Regions from separate parts of the Homo sapiens genome. Here region 2 is linked to region 1. The links are chromatin loops, found by intact Hi-C in ENCODE. Cell type or tissue: PC-3. All regions are shown on one strand. Links, peaks and the distances in the headings refer to the core of each region. The heading gives the core; the rest is flanking DNA. Region 1 has its middle 17 kb from the start of BDNF. Region 2 has its middle 70 kb from the start of BDNF.

Evidence for each region. Hi-C counts contacts between places; a loop is a spot of excess contacts. Peaks named below come from ENCODE experiments on the same cell type or tissue, not always from the same donor. Only the 100,000 strongest peaks of a DNase experiment are listed, where the experiment ranks them.
Region 2: it touches region 1 in a loop (4-fold over the local background); 3 of 110 quality-filtered maps call a loop at or near these places.

Annotation. Positions count from the first base shown.
Region 1 is chr11:27,713,614-27,720,962 of GRCh38, reverse strand. It overlaps a transcript of BDNF not described here. Among named protein-coding and RNA genes, the nearest start is that of BDNF, 17 kb to the right of the region's middle. In PC-3, for the core only: CTCF peaks have their summits at 3,179, 3,381 and 3,972; a DNase peak (open chromatin) is centred at 2,382; H3K4me3 peaks cover 1,350 bases; H3K27ac peaks cover 524 bases.
Region 2 is chr11:27,766,698-27,774,046 of GRCh38, reverse strand. No RefSeq gene overlaps it. Among named protein-coding and RNA genes, the nearest start is that of BDNF, 70 kb to the right of the region's middle. In PC-3, for the core only: no CTCF peak of the experiment used is centred there; a DNase peak (open chromatin) is centred at 3,246; H3K27ac peaks cover 690 bases.

The DNA of each region.
Region 1 (7,349 bases), core at 1,838-4,337:
TGTAGATGGGGGGTGGGGTTGGGGGGAGAGAAATAAGTCAGAAGTGCATATCACCGGTAATGGGTAATCCTCTCGTAGAAGAAAAGGTTCTCATCAACATGTGATCAACTATTAACAGGATGGCTTTGGCAAAGCCATCCGCACGTGACAAACCGTAAGGAAGTGGAAGAAACCGTCTAGAGCAATATCAAGTATCACTTAATTAGAGATTTTTAAGCCTTTTCCTCCTGCTGTGCCGGGTGTGTAATCCGGGCGATAGGAGTCCATTCAGCACCTTGGACAGAGCCAACGGATTTGTCCGAGGTGGCGGTACCCCCAGGTAGTCTTCTTGGCCCCGCTGTAAAGCCAACCCTGTGTCGCCCTTAAAAAGCGTCTTTTCTGAGGTTCGGCTCACACTGAGATCGGGGCTGGAGAGAGAGTCAGATTTTGGAGCGGAGCGTTTGGAAAGCGAGCCCCAGTTTGGTCCCCTCATTGAGCTCGCTGAAGTTGGCTTCCTAGCGGTGTAGGCTGGAATAGACTCTTGGCAAGCTCCGGGTTGGTATACTGGGTTAACTTTGGGAAATGCAAGTGTTTATCTCCAGGATCTAGCCACCGGGGTGGTGTAAGCCGCAAAGAAGGTAAGCACCAGGGCGGGGACCCCTTGCATCCCCAATTCTTGAGCTATTTTGATACTGTCTTCCGGAGAGGACGCGTGGTGGAGGGGAGGAGGTAGAGGGAGAGCATGAGAGGGGGTTGTTTCTTGGTATTTGCCCAGTTTGAATTGCCCTAGGTGAGAACCCTGGGGCAAAGGGAGAAAGAAAAAAAAGAAACTCAGTCTTCCTGCGGATATAATGAGTTTAGTTAACTTGGACCTGCAAATGTCTGATTCAAATGTAAGATTTATCTCTCTTTTTCTCCTCTTCACCTCCCTCTTTTCCGTTCTCTTTGCTGGTGTGTGTGTGTGTGTGTACAGTAGATTCATTACTAATTATGAAGCTTTTGCAAAACATTCGAATTCCTAAAATTTGACTTTGTAGCATTTAGAATCAGGCGGTGGAGGTGGTGTGCGGTGGGGAGAGGAGGTGGAGGTTGGGAAGAGGGAAGGAGGTAAAGCTAAACCTCCAACACAAAAAAATGAATCAAGGTAATTTCAGCTCTTCTAGTGAGAAGGATTCATTCTCTCTGTATCCCTCCCTCCCTCTCTTTCCCCCTCCCTCCCTCCTTCCCGCCCCCCTTCTTCCACCCCGCCCCCTCCTCCAGCCTCCATCCCTCCCTCATTCTATCTCTTCCTCTCCGTCGCCCTCGCTCCTCGCTGGATGCTTCTTTCTGGGTTTTCTTTTTTTTTTCCCTTCTGTCCTCCCTCCCCGCGAGTTTCGGGCGCTGGCTTAGAGGGTTCCCGCTTTCTCAAGGGAAGGGGAGCTGCCGAGACCGCGCTCCGCTCCCCAGCCGGGCCGGATGCCTCACTGAGCCCAGGTCCGAGTCAGTCGGGGTAACTCAGGGAAAGGGGAGCCTCCGCCTGGGAGTAGAAGGTCCTTTCCGGACCGAAGAGCCAGAGAGCGGGCCGGGCGAGGGGGCCTGGGCGGCTGGAGGCGGTGGAGAAGAACACTTTTAGCTCCGTGCGGCGGCTGGACAGAGCCACCAATCAGCTGGACGCGCAGACCGCCCTGCCAGGGCGAGGTTGCGTCCGGAGGCGCCGGTGGAGGGCGGCCGGCTAGTCGCTGAGCCGCCGCCGCCACCCGGGTGGGCAGGGGACTGGCGGTGGGTGGAGGTGAGGGGCTTGGCGGGTGAGATAGAAGCGGCGCGGAGCCGCCCAGACCTGTGTTCTACCTCTCCCGCCCCCGCCTGCACCCCCGGGGGACAGCGAACTGCCGGAACGCGCGGCTGCGTTATCCTCTTGCCACTCTTCAGGGAGCTCAGGGACTTAGGCGCCCCTGGGCGGGGGCCACCAGGCTCTCCACACTCCTATAACCCTCACCCCCACCCCCTTCTCAGGCCTTTTGTTCCGGCCACAGAGCCAAGCCCGGTGGCAGTTTTCGCCCCAGGGTTTGGTCGTTCTGGACTCCTCCCCCGATCAGCTCTTCTTAATTAAAAGGCAAGAGCTTGGGGTAGGGGTGAGGGGAACGTAGGAAAAATCTGTTTCCGAAACTCAAGACCACTGTTTTAACGAACGAAAGAAAGAATCCCAACTCTGCGCAGGTGGATTCATAGGCGAAGCGAGGATATTGTGGAAATTCAGAAGGAAAAGATAAAAAACAGGCGCTAGGATCAGATGACGGTGATAGGCTGCTCGGCACACAAAGGGAGCGTAGGGCAGGGTTTACGGAGCAAGCCTGCAGCGAATGGGGCACAGATTGTTCCGAGATCCAGTCGTTTTCTCAGTCAGATCTACGCGAAGGGAGGGGAGGGGAGGGGCGGGCAGGGGAGCGTGGCGGGAGGGGCTGAGCTTGGGGGCGGGGGGATTTCTGATCAGTCTGATGCAATTCCAAGCGTGCTGCAAAGGAACTCCAAGGCGCCCGCATCACCATCGCCACCCACCCTTCCCAGATGGTGCTGTTTTAAATACGGATCTGCAGGGCTGAACGCAGAACTGGGAGATTTATTGCAAAATCCCGGGAGGGGCGGGGGGGGGTGGTGTGCGGAACGGGGAATGGAGGAGCAGAATTTAAAGGTGCAACGCTTGCTTTTTCCAATCAGGCGGCAACCGGCCGGAATTATTATTTTTTTCTTTCTGTCTGCTTGTCTCTGGATTCTAATTCACCAAGAAAGAGGTGTAAATATTGTGACATTTTGAGGCAGCTTGATGGATGGGAAAGAAATCATCTGTCACTCTAAATTGCAGAGTTCCCTCTCCCCGCGCCATCCCTTGCTAGCGAATACTCGCTGCTGCCTAATACAGTTGCTAGGGCTTCAAATGAATGCATCGTTAAGGGAATATTATCCTTTTAGTTGACTTGCCAATTTAGTTGACAGTTGAATCGAGAAAATTGTAGATTTCGTGTCTCTGGGAGGAAAAATGCTTAACAGTCTAAGTCTTGTAACCTTGAGGTCTTTAACAACTTAAATAAACCTCAAAAGTGTCACGTCATCCTCTACACACACACACACACACACACACACACACACTCAACTTGTAAGATGACATGGTTTCACCTAAACTGTTGTGGAAATGAATAGCACTTTAAAAATGGTGCACCTGATATTCACTGTTTATGTGTATTTACAAAGAGCTCTTCAGCATGAAGGCAAGACATTTCAATTGTCCTGTTTGGAATCAGTCAGAAGACTAGAAGGTGATGGAGAGAAGAAGGGAAGAAAGAGGAAAGAGAGAGAATTTTAACCTAGATGCTATTAAATTAACAGTAACCTAGCCTACTTTTATACCCCTTGGTCTTGCATATTAATATTTCTGTATGTGAGATTTTAGCTTGGTCTAGCTCCCCCAATGGAGTATACCAGTATTGATTCAGATGAGAATATGAGCATCCTGCCAGTAGCTTTTTCAGTGTCATTGATAGTAAGACCTACAACACAGCAATTTTTGGAGGATAGAAGAGAATATATATAAGGGCTTTGCAAACTGGGAAGCAGGCACTCCATAAATGGGAGGTATCATTATGACATTCTCTTTGCACATATCATTTTCATTTCACTGAACCAGAGTACTAGTTATTTTAAAACATAATCTAATGTATATGCTCAAGGTAGTAAGTGGGGATTTTAAAAGCAAGTGATTAGTTGGCTTATAAAATATTATTTTTCAATTGTCTATTAATGTACATTGGAAAGAAGGCTTTTAAAGATCTAAAATCAACATAAATAAGCTTCCCCTTTCATTTGCCAGACTCTTTCCCTATCAGATTTCTGATCTAAATTCTTAATAAGAAGAGAAGCTGGTGAATTTAGTTTCTTTCCTTTTCCTGGCCTGTCCTCTAGGGGAAGCTTTAGTAAGAAACAACATTCCAAAATCAGGCAGTGAGCGAGAGAGAAGGCAAGGGACTGGATGACCACAAAATAGATAATCAGCCAAGAAACAGAAATGAGGGAAAACCAGCATTAAAGCATGACTTACAAAGGGTTTTTATTTTGTAATTCTGTAATTTTGGGACCAGGCTCAAACTTGCTCAAGTAACATTCACTCGATCATATTGCTTACAATCTGTCAGTTAAAATGATGTCTAACTGAGCATATTTTTTATTAAATATACTTCTCTCAAAGGCCAGTAAAGCTACTCTTTGGTTTTAATTAGACAAACTAGTCTAACCACTTAAATAACTCTAATGAATATGAACTGATATCATCAGATTTAAAAGCTCTGCTGAAAACTAAATTTATTCTGAAAAGCACTGACTTGCCAGAAAAATATCTATTTTTGCAGCTTTCTTTTCACTCTATGGATAATTTAATGAGTTGCTTATTTTAATTTTACAACTGCTACCTCAGAAGTATCTCAAATTATCTTTCTTTGGCTGGTGTCTTTCTCTGCTGATCTGCTACTGCTGTGTGTGTGTGTGTGTGTGTGTGTGTGTCTGTGTGTGTGTGTGTATGGGCGTGTGTGTCTCTGTGTGTGTTTTCTAGTGGGAATTTAACAAGCAGTGAGTCTCTTAAATTTACATGCCATAATCTATGTCAAGAACATTGCGTACTACTTAGCAATAAAAATAAACATTAGCATCTAGTGAAAGCTTACCATCATTGAGTGCTATGGAAATAGAGGTCTTAAAGAAAGATTAAATTTTTCAACAAAAAAATTTTTCCCCTTTTTGGCTTAAAGGTGATTATAATTTCAAAAATATGACATCTTTCCTCTTTTACTTTGGAATGTAGAGCTGCTGCTTTAACAAGTGTCTTTTGAGAAAGATACACGTGTTTCATAAAGATTAATACCCTTAAAACACTATGGTGCAGAGAGGGAAGGATGAATTCTTTAACCCTGCCTCTAATCTCATTTGGCAATTTTTGGAGTATTCATTCTGACTTTTTAAAAATTCAGGTGGATTTTTTTTCTGCTTTCTTTCCAACATTATAAAACAATCCTATAAGAGATTTTTCTGCTATAGTGCAGACTTTATTTGTATTTCCTAGTAATAACACTTTAGATTCATATAGTACTTTGACAGCTCTCTATAGGTTTCATTTGATTTCCTTATCAGTCATGTAAGGTAGGAATCACCAATCACCTTTTACAGATGAGGAAAGTAAGGTGCAGAATTATCTAACACTACACTGCCAGTAAGATGTAAAGACTAACTCAGAGTCTTTCTTCAAATTTTAAGGAAATTTGTGTTTGTTCCTCTCTAGACCATGCTGCCTTAAACTCCACTAGGGCATCAGAGGGAGCTGTAGGCATTATTTTCTCCTATTTTGATTTATTTAATTAAATTAAAAACATTTTTTACAAATAGTTTTCAAAATTTCAGGCCTAATGGAAAGTTTTAACTAGTCTTCCTAAGACAGTATTTCCCTCTCCCACAGTTAGACACTCAAAGAAAGCAGGACTCTTCCTCTAGTTGACATACCATCTAAGTCATAGTTGCTAATTCCCCAAAAAACAAATACAAAGAATAAGAAGAACCAAAGCCAAGATGTACATTACCTTTACTTGTGAATCATAGAATCTGGGTTCTGGGAAGGTTCTCAGAGGTCACTTAGCCCAGCTCATATCTGATACATGAATTCATGCTGGCTTGTTTTGTTTCAATCCTCTGGAATTTCATCCCAGTCTTGGACACTGGGTACTTGTTTATCTTGGTAGATGTTCTGATACTTATGTGGATCATGAGCTTGGCTGATCATTTCCCATTTTGCCCAAAAGGTATACTTTCTATAGAGACTCTAGCATTCATAATTTTATTTTGTAAGTATTAATTGGCAACACATAATTTGCCATTATGTGCCAGGAACTGTATTACAATCTGGAGATTCAAGAACAAGCAAGACCAAATGGTCCCTATCTTGGTGGATCTTGTGGCCTAGAGACAAAGACTGGTCTCTTTATTTGCTCCAATCCTTAGAAGGGGACAGACCTCTGGACTCATAAGATTCCTTTTTTCAAGAGAACACAGTGAATAAGATTAAAAGCCTGAGTTTAGGCTTTACTTCCAACCGCTTGTCAGTACCCAAAAAAGTCAATCAGTCACTCTTGATCTCTGCTTCCTCACACATAAAACAAAAGAGATGTTCTCAGAATAAACTCTAAATTCCACTTCCGTTCCAAGTTTGAGTGATATAAAAGATATAGTCTATAACTATTTCTTGCAGTGTAGGGGAAATTAAGGCCTAAGTTACCCTAACCTTTGGTGATTTACAATTCTGGGTGGGTACCGCAAATTTTTAACTTGTTAAGAAGTATATCATGAAAAAAATCAAAGTAACATATTTGAACCCAGAATAGAAGGAATCTAGGTGTTGAACCTGTTCATTTATGGAATGATGGCTAGGAAAGTTTTAATTTAGAGAATGATCTCAAATTTCTGCGGATTATTTTTAAAAGCAGGTGGTGCGATGGAAGACCTGCTATCAAATTTACTGCTTATTTTCTTTGTGCAAGCAGAAGTTATAATTTTTCAGGTCATTTCCTTTTAAAATCAAAAATATTACATCCTGAAATTGCCTGGGTCTCATGAATAATGCATTATATACACATGATAATAGATAATTAGATGGACAAGCCAAAAGAAACATGAAAGGAAGCAGGTAGCCCAAGGATTGCAGAAGGTGTGTGGGCATTTTGACATCCAGGAAATGCTATAGATCTGTCCTTAACTAACTCAGCCTGGTGGAGATAATTAAGAAAAAAAATGTGGGTGTAGAAAGACTGCAAGCCATTCCCTGGGATTGGCTAGATTGCTGCAGTAGTTCAAAAACAATTGGCACAGCCACCCACACTAGACATGATTGCCCTTTGATGAGGCAGCTATTGACTTTTATAAAGATGTCATATTTAAAATAACTTCTGATGCACTAGGCATAACAGACATCATTCTTGAATTCTATTTTAGACAAATGGCAAAATGTATTACAAAGTATTAATTTAAAAATAAAAAATCTTTAAAGTCTAGTGTCTAAAAACCAGCAGTTTAGTAACATGCAACCTCTGGATTTAAGAATTCAGCCTGAAGCTGGGAGAAAGCTGTAGCTTGTATAGGACATTTTGATCCACTCTGGGCATTTCCCAGACCACTACAGGAAGTAAAATGTACTTTGTCAAAGTTTTTAACCTTTGAGTGAATGTTAAATCCACTCCAAAATCTTCGCAACCTGGGAAAGGTGATCCAACAATTTTCCTAAATAGCGGCAGAAAATGCTCTGAGATCTTTGTTCCCAGAGTGAATGTTATAATGTTATGCTATCTAGAAATTTCCTTGTAGCA
Region 2 (7,349 bases), core at 1,866-4,365, 53 kb before region 1:
CTACCGGCAGATGTGCATATTTTCTCTATCTTCTGCTCAGCAAATCCTACAATCAATAGAATGCACCTCTTTAGAAAGCAGAAGAGTTTAGGGATTATGGTTTATTACTTGAGTATAACCTTGGGGGTCTTACACCCATCCAAGCAACTTATCAAAGCACAGCTTCTAAATGTCTGCAGTACTTTAACCCAGAGAAATAGTAATACCAGCTGGTAAGATGATAGGTTTTTTTTCCCTATTCTCACCTATATGCTTATTTACAGAATAGAGATCATTTTATAGTTCTGTACTCTGCTTTTGCATTTCTCATCATTAATTATTCCACTAAAATTTCATTTTTGTAACAGTTATCTAATATAACATGAATATATGACAATTTTTCAGGCAATCATCTATTGTTGGGCATTTAGGATGTTTCCATTTGTTCTCATAAGTAATGTTGACATTAACATATGTTCTTAATAGTTATGCTTTTCTCTAAGTGTTGTCTTAGGATCTATTCCATGAATTGAATTTCTTAGCCAATGAGATGTAAACACTTTTATAGCTTTTGATATCGTTTGCCAAATAGCTCTTCAGAAATACTATAACCATGTACTTTACCTTAGCAGTGTATGAGAATGGAATAAGGTCATTCTTATTTCTAGCATTTCCTTCTGTGCTCTTTCATGCAATACCTCCTGGGCTCTGAAAAAACCATAAAGATTCCTTGTAAAACAAGAACGGTGACATGGCACTTCTCGCACTGTATTAAATGTTAAACCCATCCAGGGTAAAACATAGTATACATAGTATAGAGGTAGTAATTATGCTCTTCTTTGCCTTTTTTTCTTTTCATCCACCTAGTTTCTCAATCCATACTTACAAATTAATCTTGATTCCTCTTTTTCCTTGCCACTCCCATGTTTAATTTTGAATCTACTCCAATCACTTCTACTTCCAGCATATATCCTGAATTTGCATGCTTCTCTTCATCTCCTTGGTTACCATGTTAGGTCAAGCCACCATCAGCTCTAGACTAGACTATTAAGATAGCCTCCTAACTGATTTCTAGTCTATTCTTTTCAAAACATAAAGCAATGAAGGCATCCTGCTGCTGAACAGTCTTGGATAGTTCAGAATAACTGGAACCCTGTTATCTCCAGCCTCACCCATATCACCTTCCTTTTACTCCCCAGGCTTCAGCCACTCTGGATCTTTTCTGCTCTGAAAGCTCTTTAAGTGTCTTCCACCTTAAGGCCTTTGACTCCCTAGATTTTTGCATGGCTAGTTTCTTCATACGATTCAGATCTCAGCCCAAATATCCCCTCCACAGTCAGTCTTCTCTGGTTTTCCAATCTTGTCTTGTCTCCTCCAGGCACTTCCTTAGCACTTCACCCTGTTTTATTTTCTTCATTACACTTATCTCTGTCTTAATTAATCCTAATCTTTCAGTTGTTGTTTACTATTTATTACTTGTATCATCCATGGAAACTACATGAGGGCCAGGGATTTTTATCTGTCAGGTTCACCACTATATCCCAGAATCTTGAATAATGCCAGGCACATGATAGATACATGTTAAATACTTGGCTTCCTCCATCCCTTCCTTGTTTCCTTCCTTCCTTCCCTCTTTCCTTCCTTTTTTCCCAACTGCCACTGTTTTGATTCAGACCTTTATTTTCTGTTATCTAGAATTTTTGAAATACTTACACCTCGTGGAACCCTCTCTCACCTTTTCTGCACTGTACTGCCAGAAGTGCTATTCTAGAACACATCTCAACATGATGCTTTATAACTTATGAAAGAAAGAATAGCTATCTTAACATGATTTTCAAGGCCCTCTGTACTTTAATCCAACTTAACTTCTCTTTTTTTCCTAAGGACTACAATTCCCATCCCCTATCCTAACACACAAACACTCATACCAGATTACTCGTCATTCCTAAGTTCTTCTCCCTCCTGGCCTCCCTAACTTTGCTTATGCTGTCCCCTTAGGATGACCATTCCCTACCCACTACCATACTGCTCATTTCTCAAGATCTTTCTCAAATACACCCTCTTCCAAGAAAATTGTGTTACTTCTTTGAGGTGAAATGAATAGCTTCTCTGTAAGACAGGAATGGTGAAGAAATGAATAGCTTCTCTGTCAGACAGAATGATAAAGAGATTCCAAATTAATTGGTGCCTGCTTCCTGAGGAGGATTTGAGAATTCTGAGGCTGCACTCAGGTTATGGGAGAAGGAGTTCTGTGATCAATTAATCATGTCTGTTTTGAGCTTAGGAGTAGGAGTTGTGGTATACACTATTTACTATTCTTGCTCAAAGAATTTGCATTGTAAAATATAATACTTCCCCTTGGGCATGTTTCTTTCATGCTTTATATAATATTTATTGATTCACATTCTTCCTTTGCCTTTGCATTGTCAGAAACTTAAGTTTAGTCTGCATGACACAGGATTGTCAGAAACTTAAGTTTAGTCTGCATGATACAGATTGAATATATTCTTATTGGATTTGGTCTTTTCCATAATGATCTTCCAGTATGGACCAAGGGAGGCAATGGAGCTGGAAAATAGGTAAAACGGGTAGTGTTGTAAGGAATTGGCTGAAAGGTAAGTCTATCCCCTGACTCTTGGCTGAACATATGATGCTGACATGAAAGTGTGGTTTTCTCAAAAAAAAAAAACTTTGAAATCAGATGTATCTTGGTTCAAATACCAGGTTTGCCACCTCTTAGCTGCCTGAACTTTGGCAAACTCCTTAATCTCCCTGAACCTTAGTTTCCTCAACTGAAATGGGAACTACCGCACCCATCCCATAGGATATTGTGAAGATTAAGGAGAGAAAGTGTGTAAATCAACAAGCCTAGTGTGTGGTGCCTCACTGGCTCTTAATAGGTCTTAGATCCCTTCTTTTCTCACTGGTCACACTAGTGTTTGATGGCTCTCTGACCTAATGTGTAGAAGCCTGCAGTACCTCAAATGAGACAGAAAGAAAGCATGCTGGCCAGATCCCCAGACACAAAAGATGCCCAGCACAGACCCAGATAATGTTCCAGAGCTTAGACCTTCAGAGACAGAATTTGGCAATGAAGGATTACGTTTTTCTGAGTTCTGCTTCCATCCTACCAGGCACCCTTTGCTTGGCTCCTCCACCTCTCTTTTCATGACATAACTAGGCTACAAAGCGACATCAGCACATTCGATACCTCAAGGAAATTCCCCACCTGCCCATGAGTAAGGCTCACTTGAGGCTCTGGACAGCCAGGGAGGAAGGGAGGCAGTAAAAATAGCACACATGCCAATCTATTTCCTGAGTGCTCTCCTCTGGAGCTTGCGTTACCTGTGAATTAGTCATAACTCTGTCACACTTAACTTTCTGATCATAAGAATAAAGCCATTTCCATTTCCCATCTCTCTGTTGGACTTCTAATTTAAAATACATGCACACACATCCCCCCACACAAAAAAAGTCTACTCTTGAATCAGATGTTCTTATGTCTCCCATGCTTCAAACACAGGCCCTCCCTTGCCCCCACCACTCATGCATTTGCTCAAGGGAGAGGCTAAGAAAATAGGCAGCTTTTAGTGCTGATCAGCATGTATAACTAACTCTAATTCTTCGAATACTATTCCCAATGGCTTGCTGCATCGCTAAAAACTGGGGCATAAAATGTAAGTTACAGAAGGACCTCAGGGAGCCTTCATTTTACAGATGGGAATACTAAGGCCTGAAATAAAAGAGATTTTCCCTAGGTGAGACAGAAAGGCAACAACAGAGTAGATTTCTAGTCCAGTGCTTTTTTATTATCCCATATGCAAAATCACATAGGCTTCAATATATTTCCCATTTTCATCTCACACTACTTGGGAAAGGAAAATGAGTTGTTAATTGCATGTTACCAATGGCTAACATTTACTGAGCACTTGCTATAGCACCAATTGCTTTATGTGTGTTATTTTATTTGGTCATCTCCAGAACCCCAGGTGTCTTAGTTATTATCCCTATTTTATAGCTGAGAGAGTGGAAGATTAAAAAGGGTAGATAACTTGCCAAGGGTTCTGTAGCTATAAGGATAAAGTGGGATTTAAAACCAAAAAGTTTAACCAAGTAGTTTAAAGCAGTACTACCTAATCCTGCTTCCTTACTAAAAGACCTTTTCTAATGGCTTAACCTTCAGGATCTTCAGACATCTAGTAGAAACCAGATTGGTACAATGGAAAATGCACAGTGCTGGAGGTCAAGGCCAGTGAACAAGCTAGGTCAATGCAACTGGTGCATTGCCAAGGGATGTGGGGAGGTGAGAGGCTCACCTAGGCTCAGTACTGCTAGCATTGGAAACAGTGGGAAGCACAAGCCTATACCATTGCCCTTCATCTGTTCCATTGTCTGATCTACAAGAACAGACAGCTGACTACCAGAGCAGGGCTCAAGCAGTTACAGGGTTTCCTTGGTCATCAAGGATAGCTGCTATGGTTATGCCCAGGGCTATGAAAACGTCCTTACCCAAGATGCTGAGGCAACTGTTTTCTTTGATCTGGGTATTCTCTCTAAGGAAAGAAACATTTTATCCCTCCCACCCTTTCTGCACCCTGCCATTGGACCTCATCGTTGCTTCTAACTATTTCCCCTGCTTTCATTAGAAAAGAAAGAAGTTCTTCTGGATAAATATAAGGAAACAGAGTCCTGTTTTGGCCTTGACAGTGCAGACCAGTTTTGCTGGGTTAGCTGATTTAACCACTGATCAGGGAGCCTGCAATTTAATTTCATTCTGTCATTTATTTCTCTCTCCATTCTACTACTTCTCTCTGGCCCTGTTCCCCATCATCCTGAAGCAGCTGGATTGATAGAACAGTAGAATGGCCTATCAGTCCTAAGATTGCCACCTGGACACTTTGGACTCCTCCTACCTTTAAGTCAGCAGGCTAAGAAGGGAGTTACAGTGTTGGCTGGAGTGACTGACCCAGACTATTAAGATGAAATCAGTCTAATACTCCACAGTTGAGGTAAGGAAGAGTATGCATGGAATACAGGAGATCCCTTGAGGCGTCTCTTAATATTACCATGCCCTGTTGATTAAGGTCAATGGGAAATTACAACGGCTCAATCCAGGCAGAACTACAAATGACCCAGACCCTTCAGGAATGAAAGTTTGGGTCACTCTACCAGGAAAAATCCATGACGTACTGAGGTGCTTACTGAAGGCAAAGGTAATACAGAATAGGTAGTAGAAGAAGGTAGTCATCAATACCAGCTAAGACCACGTGACCAGCTGCAGAAATGAGGACTGTAATTATCATGAGTCTTTCCTCCTTCTTTTGTTAAAAAGATGTTTGTGCATGTATACAGTTGTATTAAGAAAAAATCTTCATTTTATTTCCTTTTTCCATTATCATGTGGCATAAGATTTATTGACTTCATATCAGCATTTAAGTGTTGTTAACTTTATGTGATAGCATTTGGATTGGGGATAGATGCATTTCCAATTGTGCAAAGGATAGTTGTATTATGTTAGGCATAATTATGACCTATGATTATCTTTATTTGAATATTATGTATGATCTCAGGAGATGTGTATGGGTTCAAGTTGATAAGGGGTAGACTTATTATGGTTAATAATGAGTGTCAATTTGATTGGATTGAAGGATGCAAAGTATTGATCCTGGGTGTGTCTGTGAGGGTGTTGCCAAAGGAGATTAACATTTGAGTCAGTGGGCTGGGAAAGGCAGACCCACTTCAATCTGGGTGGGCACAATTAATCAGCTGCCAGCACTGCCAGAATAAAAAGCAGGCAGCACTTTGGGAGGCCGAGACGGGCGGATCACGAGGTCAGGAGATCGAGACCATCCTGGCTAACACGGTGAAACCCCGTCTCTACTAAAAATACAAAAATTAGCCGGGCATGGTGGCGCATGCCTATAGTCCCAGCTACACGGGAGGCTGAGGCAGGAGAATGGCGTGAACCCGGGAGGCGGAGCTTGCAGTGAGTCGAGATCGCGCCACTGCACTCCAGCCTGGGCGACAGAGCGAAACTCCGACTCAAAAAAAAAAAAAAAAAAAAAAAAAAAAAAAAAAAAAAAGCAGGCAGAAGAACATGAAAAGACTAGACTGGCTTAGCCTCCCAGCCTACATCTTTCTGCCATGCTGGATGCTTCCTGCCCTCAAACGTGATTCCAAGTTCTTCAGCTTTGCGACTCGGACTGGCTTCCTTGCTCCTGAGCTTGCAGACAGCCTATTGTGGGACCTTGTGATTGTGTGAGTTAATACTCCTTAATAACTCCCCTTTACATATATATAAATATATAATATATAATATATCCCCTATTAGTTCTGTCTCTCTAGAGAACCCTGACTAATACAGGCCCTCACCTTTCCCATTTGTTAAAAGGTAAGTGTGGGCTCTAATGAAGCTGCATTTACTGTAGACATGTCTGGCTGTCCTGTTCTACCTTCCTCAAGCTCTTGGTTTTGATGGTAGTGTAGGAGCTGTCATGGAGGCAGTGACCCAGACACTGTGCTGGTGGCAAGGAAAGGACTAGTGGAGAAGGGTGAAGCAGTCAGGGAGCAGCCCTCCGGAAAGATGCCAAAGAGGAGAGGGGTCGCAGAGGACCATGGAGAACACAGAAGGGCAGATTTTGTCATAAAAAGTTCTCTTTGCTAAATTTCAGGGAAGGTGCAAACAGGGCTTGGGTGCTTAGATTTTTAGCCCCACCCATTCCCTGACATCTTATATTCTCAGAATCACCAGGAACGCTTCTTCATTGTCAGCATTGAGAAGAATGAGGAGGGAATGTCAAATCCTGCTTTGCTAGAGACAGGTAGTTTTCAATTCTGAAAACCACACAGACACATACACACTTGTCTTTAATGGTGCTTCAGTAGGAAATTTACCTAATAGTTCTGTAGTCTAAGATGGCCTCTAGAAAACTTCCTGGAGCAATGGAGATGCAATTCCTATCATGAGGTTAAGGAAGCAGGTTTATTCACCAAATTAGGATTCAAAACTACCTAGACAAGCTCAAACAGATGGCATGAAGGAAAGGTAGCAGAGATAAACATCAAGTCCAGCATTTGGATCCAAAAATTAAATTTCTCACCATACAGAATCCTTGCAGCAGATCCTAGGAAACAGGCTCCAAGGTGGACAACAGCCAGCAGTTCCACACACCAGCTTGGGCTGAGCTAATGGAAGAATGTTTGTGTTTGTGAATCAGGCTGGCACAAAAGTGTTCAAGAGTGGAATTCTCTGCTTTACAGAAGACTAAAGTTAGATTCTCAGATATATACTCATACATATTATGTACAAAGGCAGCCCAGAGTGTAGTGGAAAGGAGCTGGACAGATCTAGATTCAAAGCCAAGTCCAAC